Linked DNA regions of Homo sapiens: region 2 is linked to region 1. A link is an interaction called in ENCODE POLR2A ChIA-PET data of the cell type or tissue named here. Cell type or tissue: B cell. All regions are shown on one strand. Links, peaks and the distances in the headings refer to the core of each region. The heading gives the core; the rest is flanking DNA. Region 1 overlaps DDI2 (DDI proteasomal shuttling factor 2). Region 2 holds the start of TMEM82 (transmembrane protein 82).

What was found. ChIA-PET counts read pairs that join two places held together with the same protein. Peaks named below come from ENCODE experiments on the same cell type or tissue, not always from the same donor. Only the 100,000 strongest peaks of a DNase experiment are listed, where the experiment ranks them.
Region 2: POLR2A ChIA-PET joins it to region 1 with 6 read pairs; 6 of 35 experiments call an interaction of 5 or more read pairs at or near these places.

Annotation. Positions count from the first base shown.
Region 1 is chr1:15,622,788-15,629,502 of GRCh38, forward strand. DDI2 (DDI proteasomal shuttling factor 2) reads left to right here. Exons shown (of 10, transcript NM_032341.5): 2 at 3,882-4,011. Among named protein-coding and RNA genes, the nearest start is that of DDI2, 8.7 kb to the left of the region's middle. In B cell, for the core only: no CTCF peak of the experiment used is centred there; no DNase peak of the experiment used is centred there; H3K27ac peaks cover 2,152 bases.
Region 2 is chr1:15,741,324-15,748,038 of GRCh38, forward strand. It overlaps TMEM82 (transmembrane protein 82), which reads left to right and starts at 1,176. Exons shown (of 6, transcript NM_001013641.3): 1 at 1,176-1,324; 2 at 1,512-1,584; 3 at 1,697-1,871; 4 at 2,837-3,257; 5 at 5,544-5,731; 6 at 6,223-6,659. The coding sequence starts at 1,237. The coding sequence ends at 6,309. All of the region lies in intron 1 of SLC25A34-AS1 (SLC25A34 and TMEM82 antisense RNA 1), which reads right to left. It overlaps SLC25A34 (solute carrier family 25 member 34), which reads left to right. Exons shown (of 5, transcript NM_207348.3): 5 at 1-69. RefSeq lists enhancers at 286-355, 757-1,537, 2,498-3,011, 3,012-3,524. In B cell, for the core only: no CTCF peak of the experiment used is centred there; no DNase peak of the experiment used is centred there.

The sequences.
Region 1 (6,715 bases), core at 1,811-5,810:
TCTTAAGCCTATTTAAACAAAAAGAAATCAGTTCTTTGTGGCAATTACAATTTTAGCTAAGCTTTAGTTGATCTCATTTATGTCCTTAGATTAAAATGGAGCACAGCTGCTGCTTCGTCAGTGTGAGGAACGTGTGCGCCTCACCCAGGTTCTTCAGTCTAGTGTTTCCAGGAAATTGGCGCTGAAGCAACATTTCATATTTCATAGACATGCTCAATGTGGTGGTTATCTAGATTTTACATTTTTATTGTTAGATCATGCTGCCTTCCTTTAAAAAATGCTATTGTCTGCTGAGGAAATATTGTGGCAACTAAGCAGTGATGGAGTGAAGTATGGCATCTGTGAAGTGGGAGTCAGAGCGGGCAGTTGGTGGTGTTTCTTCATGTCCAGGGCATGGGGATGCGTTGAGCAGTGGACAGTATTTTGATCCTCTTAGTGGATAGAGTCTCTTAGTGGCAATGGATGGCTTAGTAGTACTTGTTAAAATCACCCAGCTAATTCACCAGGCCACTTTAGGGTTATGTTCGGGAAAGCTGTATATGATACTCCTGGAGTAATGGGCTTTGAAATTAGACAGTTCCAATTGCAGTTTTCTTCTTCTTTTTTTTTTTTTTTTTTTTTTAAGAGACAAGATCTTATTCTGTTGCCCAGGCTGGAGTGCAGTGGTACAATCATAACTCACTGCAACCTCGAACTCCTGGGCTCAGGTGATCCTCCAGCTTCAGTCTCCCAAATAGTTGAGACTACAGGCATATGCTACCATGCCTGGCTTATTATTATTATTATTATTATTATTTTAGAGATGGGGTCTTGCTGTATTGCCCAGGCTGGCTTTGCATTCCTGGCCTCAAATGATCTTCCTACCTCATCCTCCCAAAGTTTTGGAATTAAGGCGTGAGCCATGGCACCCAGCCTGCATAGGATCATTTTGATTCTCCTGAGTTTGCTTCCTCCTTGTAAATAAATAAATTTTCTCTTATAAATAGTTAGTGGCCGGGCGCAGTGACTCACGTCTGTAATCCCAGCACTTTAGGAGGCCAAGGCGGGCAGATCACAAGGTTAGGAGATCGAGACCATCCTGGCTAACATGGTGAAACCCCGTCTCTACAAAAAATACAAAAAAAAAATTAGCCGCTTGTGGGGGCAGGTGCCTGTAGTCCCAGCTACTCAGGAGGCTGAAGCAGGAGAACCTGGGAGGCGGAGCTTACAGTGAGCCGAGATCCCGCCACTGCACCCCAGCCTGGGCGAGAGCGAGACTCCGTCTCAAAATAAATAAATAAATAAATACCGTTAAAATGTGCCTCTGCTCCCAGGAGACTGTTCATGTATCTCTAAATATACTGATAGTTGAATTTCTGAAACTGGAAAATTAAAGAGTAGGTTGTTGACAGTGGCTTCACAGTGTTGATGCTATGCTGTAAGAGCCTGCCTACCTGCCATTTCTCTTGACATACCTCTTTTTTCTTGTTGCACACCTCAACCTGTGACGCTCATCACTTCTGGTTTATGTGTTTTTTCCAAGCAGTCTCACAAGTTATAATATGACTCTCAGTTGTTTTGCTGAAATTCTGTGTTGATGGTGATGTACTTTTACTGTGAAATTTGTGTTTAAATGAGGGTGTGTGAATGGGATGATGGGAGTGACAGTTGCAGTCTGTTGAAATGTGGTTCTTTTTTTGTTTGTTTTTGTTTTTTAAGAGACAGGGTCTTACTCTGTTGCCCCAGGCTGGAGTGCAGTGGTGCAACCGCAGCTCACTACAGCCTGGACCTCCTGGGCTCAAGCAATCCTCCTGCCTCAGACTCCTAAGTAGCTGAGACTACAGTCACATGCTACCATGGCTGGCTATTTAAAATTTTTTTTTTTTAGATATGCGGTCTCACTATGTTGCCCAGGCTGGTCTCAAACTCCAGGGCTTAACCCATTTGTGCTTAGCCTTCCAATGGAACGCTAAGCTTGTGGGAGTTATATCCTACTACTCAAGGTCATTGCCAAGGTATGATTTTTTCACAAAAGAAAATTTGCAACCTCTGGCCTAAATGGGTTAAGTGATGCTCACACCTCAGCCTCCCCAAGTGCTAGGATTATAGGCATGAGCCATCATACCAGATCTGAAATGTGTTTTAACTCAGCGAGTTGAGCATTAAGGACTTAATAGTATTTTTTTTCAAGTCATGCATAAAACTTGTATAATTGGGCCTACAAATTTGCTCATATTCAGAAGAATTTGATTTTGGTAGGAACTCATTTTCCTGTTCTGTTCCTCATGTCTATAAATTCTGAGAGCAGATATGGCATAATCACTTTTTTTCCAGTTTAAATGCTGTGTTTTCAGTTTTTATTTCAGGTAACCTTACTATGAAAGCTGTAAGGAAACATAGAATGATAATGTTAGCAGAGAGAACTGGAAGGGACAGCTGTAATGATGATCTAGCCCACCTGCTTGCTTGACACATGGGAAGGGTGAGGTCTGGACCTGCTGAGTGTCATGCCCCTCGCAGGGAGTTACTGGCAAGGATAGAACTCATGTTCCTCAGTTCGCATGTGGCCTGGTGAAAAATCATTAGGAGGAAAACCTTTCAAAGCCTGAGTTTGTTCTGAATGCCTTTCTGGAGTATGTAATAATGCAGGGCAGATTTTATGTTTTTTCATGATAAAATTATAGTGTACCTTTGTTCTTTCTATCTGCAACACATTATTTCATCTATTTGTGCTGTCAGGTTTTTTTCAGTTTGATTACACATCATAAAATATTTTTATTAGTAGTACATTCCTAATTCTTTTTTCCACTTGTATTTAGTTGTTATTTTCTTAGTTTCACTTTATTTTCCAGTCTCCCCCCTCCCACCACCCCACCAAGATGGAATCTTGCTTGCCCAGGCTAGGGTGCAGTGGTGCGATCTCAGCCCTGCAACCTTTGCCTCCCGGGTTTAAGCAATTCTCCTGCCACAGCCTCTGGAGTAGCTGGGATTACAGGCACGTGCCACGACACTGGGCTAATTTTTGTATTTTTAGTAGAGACGGAGTTTCACCATGTTGGCCAGGCTGGTCTCGAACCCCTGACCTCGTGATCCACCCGCCTTGGCCTCCCAAAGTGCTGGAATTACAGGCGTGAGCCAGCGTGCCCGGCCCAGAGTGATAAAACTTTGGGGGTGGTAGAAGAGAAGGAAGATTGCAGTGCAGGAAGGATGATATTTGGGACCCTTTTGCCAGTGTTCAAGATTATTTCAAAGTGCACACTTTATTTAATAGTACTGTAGTTAGTTAGCATACCCAGAATAAATCATTCCCTTTTCCTCCCTGCTAAAAATTAAATCTAAAATTATATCCATTTCCATAAATTCATTCATTCTTTAGTTCAACAAATATTTGAGCATCAGTTATATAACAGGCCCTGTTCTAAGCATTTATGATCTCGTGAATGAAACAAAGTCTTTGTCCTCAAGTAGTTTACATTTAATGGGGCAGAAGGACAATAAGTAAATATATATTGTGTTAGTTGAGAGTACATTTTAAATAACATAGTAGGGAAGAACTCTAAAGAGTAATGTTTGATCAGAGACGTAAAAGGAAAAAAATGAGTGGAAAAAGAACATTCCTCAGGTAGAGAAAACAAGAGAAACAGCCCTGAAGGGGAAGTTGATCCCTGTTGTTTGAGGAACAGCAGTCATAGTGAAAGGCGAAGTCAGGAGAGCCAGGGACCACATTGTTTGGTCCTGCTAGGTGACGGGAAGGACTGTGGGTTTTGTTCTGGATGTGGTGGGAATCCACTGGAGGGTTTGAAAGGAGGGTGACATCTGATTCAGGGGAAAACTGGTCCTTCTGCCTTGCGCTGTGTTACTTCTCAGTGCTTTATACTGTTGTATATCTTTTCTTGTTGTAGATCGTCTATGCGGAAAGACCTCTCACAGACAACCACAGATCATTGGCTTCTTATGGCTTGAAAGATGGGGACGTTGTGATTTTACGACAGAAGGAGAATGCAGACCCTCGACCTCCAGTGCAGTTCCCAAGTAAGACATCTGGTGGTTGAGCATCCCCCAGCAGAACCATCAGCAGGTAGCAGAGCATAGCACCTCAGAGTTTTGGATTCGCTTTGGATTCAGACTACAGAATACAGATCCTGACTCTGCCTTTTCCCTGCCGTGTAACCTTGAACAAGTATTTTAATGTCTCTAAATTGGTTTCCTCTTCTATAAGTTAGGTGCCATAATTAACCCCAACTCCTAAAGCTGACGTGAGGCTAATGCATGTAAAATCTTAGCACACAGCAAGCCCTCAATAAATGTTAGCTTCTGTTATCAGTGATAATTATACAATAATCTTTATCCTTGGGAAGGACTTGAAAGAATACATAAGCCTATGATTTTGCTACTTTGTGTCTGTCCTTCAGTGGCCAGCCTTTCTGGAGCATTTTATAGCCAGCCAGGCACTTGGAGCTGCATTTCACATGATCTCATAACTTGGTTGTGGGGGGATTTACATACTAATTTGCATAATAATTTATAATTATGAAGCTCAGATTTTAAATGGTGTCTTTAAAGTTACATAGCTATTAAGTGAGGGCACAGGAATTAAAATTTGATGCTTTTTCCATTATGCTGAACTTGATAAACATTAAGCAGCTTGACCACCAAGTTGTGGTTCTTTCCTACCAGCTGTGTTAATCACATACAAAGAAACGTTTATCTATCTTTGATGCTGCTTTTATAATAGATGTTTATAGTCTGAACTCTGTGCATTGGGATTTAGTAGGTTCTATGTCACTGAAATAATATGCAGAATTGTGTGGATGTGAATGTGTGTGTGCACTGGATAGAGAGAGGGTCATAGCTTTGTTCAGATACTTGAAGTGGCTCATGATCCACAAAATGATTATAAGGTCTTAATGTGAAACAGCTTGGTGAAATGTGTGGTTTTTTTCCATTCGCTGCCATATTCAGATAGATTTTCTTAAATAGTGTTTAGCCTGTAGGTCACCAGTTTTAAAGTTTATGGTGACAGATGCTGGCAGAGTCTGGGTGATGACAGACTGACTGCAGTTTTAACCACAGTGTTTCCATTCAGCCTGAAACTGGAACTTACTGAGACCATCAAGGACCGGCTCCACCAGATCTGGAAGACATTAGTCCCTTGGGGCCACAGTTAAACTTTAGAAAGAAGTTAAAACTTCTTTCTGAAGAAGTTAAACGTATTTAAACAACTATGACAATCAGTAAAAACCACATCTTCCTTTGGTTAATTTGATGAGATTATTAATTCCGGAATTTACTTCTTTTTTTTTTTCCTCTGCATTGTTGTTTATGGACAAGAGAGCCTGTAACAGGTTGGGGCAGGAGTGATCTGGTCTATTAAGTAAACATGTTTTTGAGAATTATTCTGAAGTGAATGGACTCTCAAGATAATGTATAACAGGAGTGGAGATAAAATTTCTTGACCTGCAAAGAGGGCCCACCCATATATGTTTTTCTGGCTGGTATAGATTAACTACCTCACAGAGATCATCCTCTTCACTTCACCATTTCCTTGGTTGGGAGTTGAAGAAAGTGGCTAGTTGAACCCCTGCTAAAGGGTAGAAATGTTACATCATGAGTTTAAGCATTCTCTTTTTCTATCTGAGGTCCAAAAAGGCTTCAGGATAGTCCCAGACTTGAGACAAGTTTGTTTGTTTTTTGATTTTTTAGTTTATTTAAAATCCTTAATAGTGCAAGGATTGTGCTATAATTCTGATCACTGTGGAATTGCTTAGTGTACTGTCATTTATAACATTAAGCACAGTTATCCTTAAGAAAAGTATTCAGTTGTTCAGACAAGTTTGACCATCAACTATATTTTTTGGAGTTGAAGGAATGTCGATTGACTCAGGCCTAGCCCCTCATTCTGGCTCTCCTTGTTTACTTTTCTCTTTTTCATTTTTCTTTTTTAAATAACAGTTTTATTGAGATAGAATTCATGCATTTAAATGATTTTTTTTTACTATATTCATGAGTTGTGTAACCATCACCACAATCCATTTTAGCGTATTTTCATTACCTTAAAAAGAAATCCTATACCCATTTATAGTCATTTCCCATTTCCCCCTAGTCTCCGCAGCCTAGACAACTACAAGTCTACTTTCTGTCTCTATGTATTTACCTATTTGGAACATTTCATATAAATGGGGTCATACAATATGTGAGTCCGTTGTGTAAGGATTAAAATTCCCTTTTATCTTCCTTTCATTTTAGTAAGGTCAGTTCCACCTGGCATATAGAACCTGGGAGTTGTAGCTTCTAAACTGTGGTAGCTTTTGGTGTATTCAGCACTGAGAACCTATGCAAGTCCCTTTTCTTCTTTCTTTTCTATAAAATGATGACACTGTTTAGCTCCCCAAGGGCATGAGAAGAGTTAGCAGAGATGCACAGATTAAAGTATAAATTCAGAGAACTATTAAGAACTTCCCTGAGCCAATACGTTTAGCACTGACTTGCAGAATTTAGCATCTAATATTTATGCTGCTCACTTGACATATATAATATCCTTTGATCCGGCCGGGCACAGTGGCTCACACTTATAATCCCAGCACTTTGGGAGGCTGAGGTGGGTGGATCACCTGAGGTCAGGATTTCGAGACCAGCCTGGCCAACATGGTGAAATCCCATCTCTACTAAAAATACAAAAAATTAGCTGGGCGTAGTGGCACACGCCTGTAATCCCAGCTACTCGGGAGGCTGAGGC
Region 2 (6,715 bases), core at 1,315-5,314, 120 kb after region 1:
GGCCGCTCCCAGGAACACCTGCTACTGCACACTCCAAACCAATAAAGTTTTATATTTTGTTTACTTCAACGACCCTCCTCTGTGGTGAATCTCAGTCTCCCCCATCCCTGACCCCCACCTTCTGCTCCCTCTGCCCTTTCTGTTTGTGAAAGCAGGATGGGAGCCGTGGTCCACCTGTTCAGCTCCGCCCTGCTGGACCCAGGTGAGGCCTGCCACCTAGTGGACCCAGGGAGGAGCATCAGGAAGGGCGGCCCCGGCCTGTGGGAGGAGAAGGCTCAGGCAGGCTCGGGCTGCAGGAGATTCCACACCGAGTCAGAGCCGGAGGCTTTGGGAAGCTGGAACCAGACCTTACAAAAAGCAGGCAGAGCTGACCTCCTGGCTGTGGGGGAAGAGAGCCCCAGACCTCAGGCTGAGAGGGCACAGCTGATCTCTGGCTATGGGGGGATAGAGTCCCTACTCTCAGACCCTGGGCTGAAGGGTCAGAGCCCACACTTCAGGCTGCAAGAGGACAGGACCCACACCTAAGGCGGGGCAGGACAGATGGAGCCTGGGACTTCGAAGGGGCATTGGGTGGTTCAAGCCCTCAAGGAAGATTGCTATTTTTTTTTTTTTTTTTTTTTTTTAGACAGAGTGTTGCTCTGTTGCCCAGGCTGGAGTGCAATGGTGTGATCTCAGCTCACTGCAACCTCCGCCTCCTGGGTTCAAGCCATTCTCCTGCCTCAGCCTCCCGAGTAGCTGGGATTACAGGTGCCTGCCACCACGCCCGGCTAATTTTTTGTATTTTTAGTAGAGACAGAGTTTTACCATATTGGTCAGGCTGGTCTCGAACTCCTGACCTTGTGATCTGCCCACCTTGGCCTCCCAAAGTGCTGGGATTACAAGTGTAAGCCACTGCGCCTGTCCTCCCTCAAGGAAGATTTCAAGTAAAGTGGATGCCAGACTTTAGCAGGGACAGAGACCAGAGACCAGCCCAGAGACACCTGTCCCTTCACCCCACACTGCCCAAATGGGGAGCCCGGGCAGCAGCTGGCTCCAGGCACCCCGTGTGCCTGGAGCTGGGACCTTGCCCTTCTGGGCCTCGAAGGGTTAACACCCCTGGCTCTCCTCCCCTCCCCTCCCCTGGGCCTTTGACCCCTCCCAGCCTCTCTCCTTCCCTCCACCGACACCTTTGCCCAGTGACGTTGGTCTGTCCTTACGCAGACCTGGCCGGAGGCTGGGGCTCCTTCCGGGGCTGCCATGTTCTCTCTTCCATCCCTCCCCTCCTGGCTCCCCGGCCTCCCCTCCCTCGAGTGGGGCTCTAGCCTCCTTGACTCCCTCCTGCAAGGTGAGCACCTCGCCCCATTCCTGCCTTGGCCCCGCCCCCTTCCAGCTCTTTGCAGTGCAGGGTGGACCCCACCCACCTGGTCTCCCGACACCCCTGCCCCTTGGCCGCCCCCTCTGACCCTACCAATGAAGCCTGCCCTCCTAACACCCCTGCACGCTGCCTCGCTGCCTCCCTCCCGCCCCCTCAGGCCTGATCGGGGCCCTTGGAGTCTTGGTCCTGAACAGCCTCCTGAAAGTTTACTTCTTCGTGGGCTGTGCCAAGTGAGTGCCCACCTCATCCCCCCAGGGAATGTGGCTGGGGGCACGGGGACCCCCACCAGGGGTCGAAGGTGGCAGTTCTGCACCCCTGCCCACACCCATTCTGTCCCCAAAGTGACCCGCAGCGGCGACCCGAAAAGGAGCGGCTTCGGGCCCAGTGGGCCTCCCTGGAAACGGTGCACCTGGCAGGGCTGGCCCTGTTTCTGACGGTCGTGGGGTCCCGGGTGGCTGCCCTCGTGGTGCTCGAGTTCTCCCTCCGGGCCGTGTCCACGCTGCTGTCCCTGGGCAAGGTGAGGCCTCCGGGAAGGCAGTGGGTGGATCACTCCCCAGCCCAGGGCCCGGGCTCACCCCCGGAATGTGGGCAGCAGGGCCCAGGTCCAGCATCCCAGCCTCTTCGCCGTATTTTCCGTAAGACTGAGAACAGAGGCTGCAGGTTGCACCTTTGGGTTTGGTTGCGGAAGCGGCCACACTCACAGTGGACACAGTCCCAGTCCCAAGAAGACAAGAGCGACAGTTTCTGTAGATCCGGCCCCCCAAATGCCAGGCCCTGCGCCGAGTGCACCGTGTGCATCACGTAATCCTCACAGCCACAGGGGTAAAGGTTTGCTCTGATTCCCCATTTCACAGATGGGGAAACTAAGGCTCAGAGAGTATGTGGCTTGTCTATGGTCAACAGATAGAGTCAGGCTTTGGACCCAGGTCTCTGAGACTCTGAACCACCACCCTTCAGCTAACAGATGGGCCCCAAGTACTAAGACATGATTGAAGGCTGGGCGTGGTGGCTCACGCCTGTAATCCCAGCACTTTGGGAGGCCGAGGCAGGCGGATCACCTGAGGTTAGGATTTCGAGACCAGCCTGGCCAACATGGAGAAACCCCATCTCTAAAAACAAAAACAAACAAACAAAAAAATTAGCTGGGCATGGTGGCGGGTGCCTGTAATCCCAGCTTCTTGGGAGGCTGAGGCAGGAGAATTGCTTGAACCCAGGAGGCGGAGGTTGCAGTGAGCGGAGATCGAGCCACTGTACTCCAGCCTGGGTGACAGAGCAAGACTCTGTCTAAAAAAAAAAACAAAACAAAACCCATATGATTGAAATTAAGGTGAGAGAGATGATCCCCTAGGGCTTCATCTGAAGCCGATGTGGCCCCTTCGGGAACCATCCCCAAGGTCCCTTCAGGCTCCGGCTTCCTGTGGTGGGCAGCACCTGTGGTGAGGCAGCCCCCACATCTCGGCCCCTCTTCGGCACTCCCCGCAGGGCTCCCAGGGTGCCGCCGAGAGGCTGCAGCTCTACCTGCTGTGCCAGTACTCGCTGGGCTGCGGGCTGACCTGTGGCCTGAGCTTCCTGCAGGAGGGCGCCCCTCACCGCACGCTGAACCTGCTGCTGAGCCTCGGGCTGGCCACGCTGCTGGGCCTGGGTGCCCGGCGCCTCCACCGCCACGTCTGCCGCCTCTACGAGCTGCACAGCAGCCAGCGCTACTGTGGGGTGTGCCTGGGCCTGCTGGCCCATGCACATGGCCTCCCCCAGCTGCTGGGCCGTGCCCTGGCCATAGCCTTTGCCGTGGGTGACCTGGCAGCTGTGGCCCTCATCAACCAGGACTTCCTGACCACCTCGGAGGCCATGCGGTTCTGGACACCGCTCACCATCTGCTACACGCTGCTGGTCATCTACATGCAGGGTGAGCGCTGCGGGGCCTGCTCCATTCAATCCACGCACATCCCTCTGTCTGGGTCAGGCTCCGGGGAGGCCGAGAGCCATCAGCCCTCACTCTTGCCATCCCAGAGAGCCTGGTCAGGACAGAGGCTGTGTGGCGGGGGCAGTGCAGAGAAGCAGCATGTAGTGGGCACCCTGAGGTTGTAGTCTTTAGATTGGGCTTTGAAGGATGAGCAGGAGATCCCTAAGAGAAGCGAGGCAGGGAACAGAATCTTGGACAGAGAGAACCGCATGTGCCAATGCCCAGAGGGGAGAGAGGGCATGGCCGTGCCAAACAAGCCACAGGAGTCCAGTGTGGCTGTCACCCCAAGGGCACAGGGAAGGGGTGAGGCTGGCCAGGTTCGAAGGGGCCTGTTGGAGAGCCCTCAACAGCCAGGCGGGGAAGTCTGATGAGAGGCTGCTGTCCAAGTTTGTTTATGTTTTTGTTTTGTTTTGCTTTTCTGTTTTTTGAGATAGGGTTTTGCTTGGTGGCCCAGGCTAGAGTGCAGTGGCACGATCATGGCTCACCGCAGCCTTGACCTTCTGGGCTCAAGTGATTCTCCCACCTCAGCCTCCCAAGTTGTGGGGATTACAGGCACACACCACTATGCCAGGCTAATTTTATTTTTTGTAGAGAAGGGGTCAGCCGGGCACAGTGGCTCATGCCTATAATCCCTGCACTTTGAGAAGCTGAGACAGGCAAATCACGTGAGGTCAGGAGTTCAAGACCAGCCTAACCAACATGGTAAAACCCTGCCTGTACTAAAAATACAAAATTAGCCCAGTGTGGTGGTCCATGCCTGTAATCCAGCTACTCAGGAGGCTGAGGCACAAGAATCGCTTGAACCCAGGAGGTAGAGGTTGCAGTGAGCCAGGATCGAACCACTGCACTCCAGCCTGGGCGACAGAGAGAGATTCTGGAAAGAAAGAAAGAGAGAAAGAGAGAGAGAAAGAGAGAAAGAGAGAAAGAGAGAGAGAGAGAAAGAGAGAGAGAGAGAAAGAGAGAAGGAGGTCTTGGCCGGGCATAGTGGCTCACGCCTGTAATCCCAGCACTTTGGGAGGCTAAGGCAGGTGGATCACCTGAGGTCAGGAGTTTGAGACCAGCTTGGCCAATGTGGTGAAACCCCCGTCTCTACTAGAAATATAAAAATTAGCCAGGTGTGGTGGCAGGGGCCTGTAATCCCAGCTACTTGGGAGGCAGGAGAATTGCTTGAACCTGGGAGGCGGAGGTTGCAGTGAGCCAAGATCGCACCATTGCACTCCAATCTGGGCAACAGGGGCGAAACTCCATCTCAAACAAAAAAAAAAAAAAAAAAGAAGGGGTCTTGCCATGTTGCCCAGGCTGGTCTTGAACTCTTGGGCTCAAGCAATCCACCTGCCTCAGCTTCCCGAAGTGCTGGGATTACAGGCGTGAGCCACTGTGCCCGGCTTACTGCAGGGTTTTTTTTTGTTGTTGTTTTGTTTTGAGATGGAGTCTTGCTCTGTCGCCCAGGCTAGAGTGATCTCGGCTCACTGCAACCTCCAACTCCTGGGTTCAATCAATTCTCCTGCCTCAGCCTCCCAAGTAGCTGGACTCTGTCTCAAAAAACAAACAAACAAAAAAACGGGGCCAAGCATGCTGGCTCATGCCTGTAAACCCAGCACTTTCGGAGGCTGAGGCAGGCAAATCACTTGAGGTCAGGAGTTCAAAACCAGCCTGGCCAACATAGTGAAACCCCGTCTCTACTAAAAATACAAAAAATTAGCCAGGTGTGGTGGTGGTGAGCCAAGATCATGCCACTGCACTCCAGCCTGGGCGACAGAGTAAGACTGTCTCAAAAAAAAAAAAAAAAAAAGAACAGAAGCCGGGAGCCTGGCAAGGAGGCTTCTTGGAAAGAGGAAGGTGGTTTGGGCCCAGGTGGGTCCATGGGAGTGGCGAGAGGTGTTCAGCTGGGAATGTGCTTGGCAGAAGGAGTTGCCAGGGCTAACTGAGGGACTAGAGGCGGGTGTGCGGAAAAGAAAGGAGTCAGACCGACTCCTGCCACTGCGAGGCTGCGAGGCTGTGGGGCTCTGGCCTGGACCAGTTGGAGGCCTGTGGGCTGGGCAGTGAGTCCTGGAGGCAGAGCACCTGGTGCCCTGCAGATACTCGGAGCAGGGATGGGGACCAGGAGGATGTGATGGGAGGAGGGCTGCACGGGAGGGGAAGGCTCATCCTGTGGAGGGTGGGTCAGGGAGCAGGGAGGTCCAGTCCGGGGTGTGTGGTCGGACGGTGACAGGCACCCGCATCCCACAGAGGAGCAGCGGCAGCACCCCGGCCTGCAGAGCCAGGTGCAGACGGTGCTGGTGCGCATGGGCGGCCTCTTCGTGCTGCTGCTGACTGTGGGTCGCTGGCTGGACCTGCTGGGCATCCTTGTCTCCCTACTGGGCGAGCTCTGGTGTCTCGTGGGCGTCCGCACCCTGCTTGACCTCTGCCAGATACAGGTGGGCACCCCCATCCCATGTGTCCCCCAGACAATGAACCCTGCTTCAAACAGCCCAGGAGCCTCAAGAGGCTCAAGTTTAAGAAGAGCCAGCTGGGCACGGTCTCTCACACCTGTAATCCCAAATACTCAGGAGGCTGAGACCTGAGAATCACTTGAACCCAGGAGGTAGAGGTTGCAGTGAGCCAAGATCTTGCCACTGCACTCCAGTCTGGGCAACAGAGTGAGACTCCATCTCCAAAAAAAAAAAAGACAGAGCCAGGGTGACTTCCCTTGGGGGTCAGGGGCAGAGGGAGCTGGAATCACCTCTCCCACCCTCTTTCACCAGGCCAGGGCTGTCCTCCAGGTCACTAGCACCCCCCACCCTGTCCACAGCCCTCTCCAGCAACAACCCAGAGGCCCAAGGGGGAGGAAGTGCCCGGGTCACTGGAGGCCCAAGGCCCGCAGGGGGATGGGTGAATGGGTGGTGTCATTCTCAACGCTTTTCCTCAGGATTTTCCATCCCAGAGGCCTCCAGTGTCAACACCAAGCCAGCCCCTGCCCTCGGCACCCCAGTCCCAGAGTTCGGCCCCCTCTTGACCTGCCTCAGGGAGGATCTGGAGTCTGTCTCAAGCCCACTAGCCTGATCTCCGAGGCCTTGACCCCAGGGCGATGCCTGGAGGCAGAGTGGCAGAGCTGGCCTCCTGCCCAGAGCTCAGCACAGGCCCTGGGAGCCCCGAGAAGGGAAGGCAGGATTTGGGGATGGGAGCCTCTGGAGAGGGGACACCTGGGGACCCCTGGTTGAACCCTCTTTTTCTTGGGGTGGGCAATGATGCAGCCTCTCAGACCTGCCTTCCTGGGCAGGGGTGGGGGTGCATCCTCAGGAGGGCTCCCCCTTTACTGGTCTCCCTTCCCTTCTCCATGAACAATAAAGACGATGTCTTTCTCAACCTGTGCTTAGAATCACGAACACACAGAGGCCAGGCGTGGTGGCTCACGCCTGTAA